Regions from separate parts of the Homo sapiens genome. Here region 2 is linked to region 1. Evidence: chromatin contacts called from ENCODE Hi-C or POLR2A ChIA-PET data. All regions are on one chromosome and are shown on one strand. Each heading gives the region's core, a stretch centred on a gene start or an enhancer-like site at or near the end of the contact. The rest is flanking DNA. Distances are from core to core; before and after follow the strand shown.

Evidence for each region. Hi-C counts contacts between places; a loop is a spot of excess contacts on that map. ChIA-PET counts read pairs that join two places held with the same protein, here RNA polymerase II (POLR2A). Pooled maps may share reads with other maps.
Region 2: a loop to region 1 is called in a map of A673, with 2.3 times the contacts of the local background. The contact joins two enhancer-like sites. A Hi-C loop is called at or near these places in 27 of 168 maps with a recorded cell type or tissue (A673, CD14-positive monocyte, CD8-positive, alpha-beta T cell and 19 more) and 8 of 50 pooled maps. POLR2A ChIA-PET finds 5 or more read pairs at or near these places in 6 of 52 experiments (AG04449, H1, HEK293T and 3 more).

Annotation. Positions count from the first base shown.
Region 1 is chr10:86,710,534-86,714,221 of GRCh38, reverse strand. All of the region lies in intron 9 of LDB3 (LIM domain binding 3), which reads right to left. Among named protein-coding and RNA genes, the nearest start is that of LDB3, 44 kb to the right of the region's middle. RefSeq lists enhancers at 1,601-1,650, 2,195-2,814, 2,815-3,434 and a silencer at 2,391-3,080. Within about 2 kb of position 2,366, at least 35 of the 41 ENCODE cell types and tissues checked have a DNase peak (open chromatin) inside an H3K27ac peak, as active enhancers do; they include A673, where a contact is called at or near this core.
Region 2 is chr10:86,915,932-86,919,599 of GRCh38, reverse strand. BMPR1A (bone morphogenetic protein receptor type 1A) reads right to left here. Exons shown (of 13, transcript NM_004329.3): 9 at 2,274-2,466; 10 at 131-428. Among named protein-coding and RNA genes, the nearest start is that of MMRN2, 40 kb to the left of the region's middle. Within about 2 kb of position 1,400, at least 2 of the 41 ENCODE cell types and tissues checked have a DNase peak (open chromatin) inside an H3K27ac peak, as active enhancers do; they include A673, where a contact is called at or near this core.

The DNA.
Region 1 (3,688 bases), core at 1,117-3,616:
TTTTGTGTCCTTGGGCAAGTTCCTTAACCTCTCTGGGCCTCAATTTCTTCATCTAAAACTGGCAATACTGATTCTTAGTATCTCACAAGGTTATTATGAGGATTAAGGGAAGGTAAGAAATATAAAGAGCGTAGCCTAGTACCTGGCATAGTGTGTCACTAAATGTGAGTGAGGATGGCAAGGATGGGGGCAACCTGGGTGTCAGGGTCAGATGTACTGTCAGCCTGTCTCATGGCCTGCTGCTCACCTAGGGAAGCCCAGCCCAGTTAGACTGGTAGCGCCTAGGGTTGGGGGAGAGGAGGGAAGGGAAATGGAACATCCTGAAGTCAGATAACCTGAGACTGAGGTCTATTCAGTGGTGGTGGAATGCCTGACACCCTGCCTGCCCCACAGGGCATGCTGGGGACCTGCTGGGGTGACATAGTGAATGGATTTTGTAAATGTGTACAGCCCAAATTTGAGGTATTGTCACCCTCCCTAACAACTTTGCAGAGAATATCAAAATGCTGGGGGAAGAAGTGATTCCAGGAACACCACCAGGGACAGAGAGCAGGGAGAGGTGATCTAGCACAACTTCAGAGCAGCTTCATCCCTCTGTTATATATAAGGGGGTTCTGTGCAACATTTTCTTTCCTTTCTTTGTGAAGTGCAATTCTCTGCTAAAAAAGATTAAGATTGGCTGGGCGCGGTGGCTCACGCCTGTAATCCCAGCACTTTGGAAGACTGAGGCCGGTGGATCACTTGAGGTTAGGAGTTCGAGATCAGCCTGGCCAACATGGTGAAACCCCGTCTCTACTAAAACTTCTAGTAGCCGGGCATGGTGGTGGGCGCCTTGTAAACCCAGCTACTCGGGAGGCTAAGGCAGGAGAATCTCTTGAACCCGGGAGGTGGAGGTTGCAGTGAGTCGAAGTCGTGCCATTGTACTCCAGCCTGGGCAACAAAAGAGAAACTCCATCTCAAAAAATAAAAAGATTAAGACCAGAAGCCCTAATCCTGCGGTGTCCAATACATAGTGCTACGTGGCCGATGAGCAGCTGAAATGTGGCTAGTCCGACCAAGAAGTGCCGTTAGTGTAAAACACACACCAGATTTTGAAGGCACATTAATAATTATTTTATATTGATTATATGTTGAAATTATATATATATATATATATTTTTGAGACGGAGCCTTGCTCTGTCGCCCAAGTTGGAGTGCAGTGGCGCAATCTCGGCTTCACAGCCACCTCTGCCTCCTGGGTTCAAGTGATTCTCCTGCCATAGCCTCCCGAGTAGCTGGGACTACAGGCGCCCGCCACCACGCCCGGCTAATTTTTTGTACTTTTTTAGTAGAGACGGGGTTTCACCGTGTTACCCTGGTGGTCTCGATCTTCTGACCTTATGATCCGCCCGCCTCGGCCTCCCAAAGTGCTGGGATTACTGGCGTGAGCCACTGCGTCCGGCCTGATATCTTAAATATATGTAGTCAAAGAAAATATATTAAAATGAATTTAACTTGCTTTCTTTTATTTTTTAAAAATGTGGCTAATAGGAAATTTCTATTGCGTGGTGCTGCCTTCACCAAAATGACTGCTTCCACATGCCAGGCCCTTTACGTGCCTTATTACTCGCTGCAATCCAAGGAGGCAGATAATATTTGCAAGTCCATTTTACAGATGAGGAACTGAGACTTGGAGAGCTTAAATGGCTGCCTCCAAGTCATCCAGCTGGTGAACTGCTTAGCCGAAACGAGCTCAGGCTGCCAGACTCAACAGCAGATGCCCGCTTAGAAACTCCCCAAGCAGCAAAACAGGCTTTAGTACGCCCCCTTTCAAGTAAACAGGGCCCTGGCCCACCTTTCCTGCCTCCCTCCAGCAATACTAACCCTATTCCCCCTGCCTGGCAGTCGCTTCCCTCCATCGGAAGGCCTTACAGACTCCCGGATCCACCTCCTTTTCTTTTCCAGCCCCCACAACACAGAGGTCTCACAGAGGCAGGCTAGAATCTGGACCCCGATTTGACGGCTTCCTTGCTTGGGGCTAACCCACCCAGAGAAGGAACCTCCCCGGCCTCGGTGGCCCGGCCCGGCAGCTCCGTTCCCCCGTCGCAACCCCGACTCCGTCGGGGGGCGAGCAGGCAGTGGCGCTTCGCAGCCCTCAGCTTCTGCATCCTTCAGCCTGGCTCGCCGTCACGCCAGGAGAGACCTGATATCCCATCTCGCAGCCCCGGGGCTGTTGCTATTTTTGCGTGACGGAATTAAGCCAGTCTAAATTAGAAGGTGATATTTCATCTCTAATTGGCAAGTTCAAAAGTCCCCTATCGCACTCGGCGGGCTCGGGGATATGTAATTAAACAAGGTGATTTCTGACTCACGCCGGGCCGGGCCCGGCTCTCCGCAAGCGCCTGGCCGCCGCCCGGCCCGCGGGCCAACGTGACCGTCCCCGGCCCGCGCGCAGGGTCTCCGCGCCGCCGCCGCCCGCCCCCTCCCGGGCCTCAGGTGTTCCGGGGAGCGGCCGCCCACCTCGGGCGCCAGCGATAAGATCCGGCCTGCGAACGCCGCCCTCGGCCCGGAGGAGGCCCCGGGGGGAGCTGCGGCTGCGGCCGCGGCGCTCCGGGTCCCGCGCGGGCTCCCCGCCCTCTCTGACGCCCGGATCCGAAGAGCCTGGAGGGAAGGGGAGCGGAGGGGGGCTCGGGACCACACGCCCCACTTCATACGGGGCCGCCTGCCAGCCGCCCCCGGACTCCGCTTGGCAGCCGGGCCTCCCGGAGAGGGAGGTGGAGGCAGGCCGACTCCAGCGCGCGCCCGCCCGGCCGCCTCTTTCCCCCTAGGCAGGAATGAGTTAATGTCTGCGCGGCCTGGGAACGGCGCGGGGGCCCGCGGCTCCGGCCCGTCTCGCTCGCCTGGGCCCCAGCCCGGGAAGGAGGAGGAAGGAGACGCAGGGCGGGCTGGCCGCGCGCCCCCGGAGCCCTGACGCCGCCTGGCGGGCTGGGCGAAGACAGCCGGAGGCCGCCCCGGAAGGTGCCAGAAGCGCCTCCCCAGGAAGAGACGGAAATGTCCTCCTTGTGCCCCGGCAAGGCCTCGCCTCCACCCGCCGCTTCTCCTCCAACTCCTCTCCAGCCTCCCCTCCCTGTGTTCCCAGTCTCTGCAGGGGCAGCCTCTTCCCACTGCTCCATCTAAGGCTTTTCACTACTGCAAAATGCCACCTCGCCCTGCGGAGTTTTCACCTCAGAACCGTCTATCCTTGCCCCTTCTCTGTAGGGACAGAGAAGGGCACCTCCCGTGTGACAGACGCTGTGCTGGGTGCTTCATTCCATCCCCAGAACACAAGGTGTCCATGAACAGCGCAGCCTGGATGGATGAGGCACTTTGCCTTCGAGAGCAGAGCAGGCCGTGGCACCGGCCTCTGTCTCGGGCAAAAGCCGCTTCGACCGCCCACACTCAGCCCTGCTGTCAGAGCGAGCTTCATGAACCAGCGCCCCGAAGCAAGGCCTGCCCTGACTCAGTGCCTGTCTCATCTCCCTGGGCTCCAGCGGCAGAGAAAACTTCCCTGGGGTTTCTCCCTGCGCCTGGATAGGACCTGCTCCCGAGTCTAGGCTCCTTATGTGCTGTTCTGTACCCCCATGGCTGCGGCCAAATCTCGCACACTGGCATGACACAGAGAAGATGGAGTCTCATTCTGTCGCCCAGGCTGGAGTGCAATGGTGCAGTC
Region 2 (3,668 bases), core at 151-2,650, 210 kb before region 1:
AACTATACATTTATGTAACTAAAAACAAGCATATGCACATTTTTAGAATTCCATTATCTTGAATACAAATAGGGAAATATCTTTTGGAAATTAAAATAATTTCAAAACAGTGGGGCAAAGAACCACTCACCTGTTGAATTTAACAGCAAGGCCCAGGTCAGCAATGCAGCAACTCCCATTTTTCTTGATGAGGATGTTTTTGCTCTTTAGGTCTCGATGAGCAATTGCGGGCTTTCCTTGGGTGCCATAAATTTCTGTGTGCAGGTGGCACAGACCACAGGCAGCTGAATAAGCCAATTTAAGCAGGGCTCTGGTGTCCAGTGTAGCACATTTCAGGAAGTCATAGAGAGATCCATTTTCATGGTAATCAGTAATCAAATAGAGCTGAGTCCAGGAACCTGTACCTTTAATGTCTGCCGCTATGAAACCTGTCCAGTTGATGAGTTTAAAAGGTTAGTTATCATCAGAGATAGGCTAGGGAGAAGTAATGCTCATTCTGGATACTGAGAAAAACTTAGGTATCATGTGCAGATAGTGAAACTTTAATTCGCCTGACACCAAGTCGTGAATGTGTTACTAAAAATTATATTTCTACATTTACACATATATCTGTACTTCTACAATAAATTTATAATAATCTTAATAATCATGAAAGTGAATAGGATTAAGAAAAAGATCATATATGCTGGGTGTGGTGGCTCACACCTGTATCACTTTGGGAGGCCAAGGCAGGAGGATCACTTGAGGTCAGGAGCTCGAGACCAGCCTGGCCAACAGGGCGAAACCCCGTCTCTACTAAAAATACAAAAATTAGTTGGGCATGGTGGCAAGTGCCTGTGGTCCCGGCTACTCTGGAGGCTGAGGCAAGAGAATCACTTGAACCTGGCGGCAGAGGTTGCAGTGAGCCAAGATGGCGCCACTGCACTCCAGCCTGAGCGACAGAATGAGACTCCGTCTCAAAAAAAAAAAAAAGAAAAGAAAAGGAAAGAAAAGAAAAAGATGACATATTATACAAATAACCTGGAGAATATTATCAACCTACATGATTCTCTAGTAGAAAAGGCTCTCAATTTCAAAGCAAAAAGTGGACACTTTTATAAAATTAAGAATGTTCAACTAAGAGTTAGCTCCTAATTAAGCCAACTCCCATTTGCCCATCAGTGACTCATCACAGCTGCCTTTTCAGTCTGGCTCGTTGACTGCCAGGCCCACAGTCCTGCTCTTTTCCTTTCTCTCCTACCCTCTTCCCTCCAGAAAAAGGTCAGTGAGTGCTATGTACTGAGCTGAACAGTGCTCCCCGACAAAATTCATGTCTAAAATCCATGTCATCTATAAACGTGACCTTATTTGGAAAGAGGGTCTTTGCAGATGTAATCAAGTTAAGATGACTCATACAGGATTAGCGTGGGCCCGAATTCAATGGCTGGTGATGTTGTAAGGTGGAAATGTGGACCCAGGCACCCAGGGAGAAGGCCACCTGATGACAGAAATGGAGACTAGAGTGTTGTCTATACTAAGCCAAGGAACACCAAAAATTCCTGGCCACCAACCAGTAGCCAGAGGAGGCAAGGAAGGCTCCTCCTCTAGAGTATTCAGAGACACAACAGCTCTGCCAACACCTTGGTTTTAAACTTCTAGCCTCGAAAACTGAGTGAATACGTTTTGGAGGTTGAAGCCACCCAGTTTGTGGTAATTGATACAGCAGCCCTAGGAAACTAATACAATTGCCTGCTTGGCAACATGCTATGGGCTCTCCAAATTAAAGGGAGGAAAACAAGAGGTGAAGGGAAAAGAAAACTCAGGATAGCCAGATCGGCTTATGTACCTGACTGACCAGCTCACACCTAAATTACTTTGCTATTGTGTAAATGTGGAGATGGGGGGAAACACACATTAAACACAGAACGTACAATGAAACTGCATGTTGGGCTGTTGAGCTTATGAAAGGGAAAAGGCACATATGTTAATGTTACCCTAAATCACTGCTTAAGTTATCTATAAAAGACTGGGTTTTCATTACTATGGGAGTAAGTCCAATAAACTAGTATTATTTTCCATTTGAAACTCACTGCTGTTTCTTCAGCTGGTTAGTAAAGAAAGATCTTGGTTGGCATTCCGGACTATGTTTTATTCAAACCGTGTATTCTACTAGGTTTCCTTTAGCCAAATGTATATAGTTGAACTCACACATTTTCAAAGCACATATGGAGGCTTCCACCTGTACCTCACTAGCCTTGTCAAAAATGAAATTGACTGAATCAGTGTGTACCCACCAAGTATGTTTTCATGGCGCATTAGCACAGTTTGGTAGATTTCTGTTTCTCGAAACCAGCTGGCTTCTTCAGTGGTAAAGAATACTTTCACCGCCACTTTTTCGCCACGCCATTTGCCCATCCATACTTCTCCATATCGGCCTTTACCAACTTGCCGGACCATCTGAATCTGTTTGGCAATAGTTCGCTGAACCTTTATAGAAAAAAGTAAAAGGTTTGAGCTCTTGATGAAAGAAACCCATTAAGACTGGCAAAGGGGTAGTCCATCTCATCAAAAAGCATGGTGTACCCAACCAACTCCAGTTAAAAACTTATAATGTACTTTTTTTTTTTTGAGATGGAGTCTCGCTCTGTCACCCAGGATGGAGTGCAGTGGCGCGATCTCGGCTCACTGCAACCTTCACCTTTTAGATTCAAGTGATTCTCCTGCCTCAGCCTCCCAAGTAGCTGGGATTACAGACACCCGCCACCATGCCCAGCTAATTTTTTTGTATTTTTAGTAGAGATGGGGTTTAGCCACGTTGACCAGGCTGGTCTTGAACTCCTGACCTCAGGTGATCCACCCCACCCCCGGCCTCCCATAATGCTGGGATTACAGGCGTGAGCCACCATGCCCGGCCATAATGTACTTTAAAGTATGAAACAATGTACAATGTATTCTGAAATCATAAACAGGTTATTCAAGTGGCTGGCTGTTTGCAAAAATGGTCATAATAATTACCCTCCCAGTGCACACAGTCGTGGGTAGTCTTGGTCCACAGACTCAGGGCTTAGGCCACATGACTTGCTTTGGATAAAAGAACAACAGCGAACGTGATGCAAGCAAAGACCTGACAAATGTTTGTGGACTGGGGCTTGCCCCCTTCCTGCTGCTTTGGGAACCCTGTGACCAAAAAATAATGGCAGCATGAACTGTCGGCCAAGGGTGTGAACTACACCACCTAGCTCTAGCTAAGCAAGTCCAACAAATGAACTGCCCCACAGACTCACAGAATGAGAAATAATGTTTGTTGCTTCACATCACTAAGTTTTGGGGTGGTTTATTATGCAGCAAAGTCCAAATAACAGTTAAAGATCTTAAAAATCCCATCTATAAGACCCTGCCTGATCTGGCCTGGTCCCATTATTTGCTTTGACCACCCACCCACAAACCTCGTTTGACTTATCTCAACTTTTAGAATTCACTCAAGCTTATTCCTGTCGCTGGGTTTTTTTGAATATCCAGTTCCCTTTACTTAGAGTGCTATTTTCTCACTTAAACACCTTCATAGCACACAAAACCTCTCAGTTGCTGCGCTTAACACAATCATAACTTTATTCTTATTTACATATATATTTGCTTGAATTCCATCCCCTGCTCACAGAATATAAGTATTTATTTGGGACAATATCAGA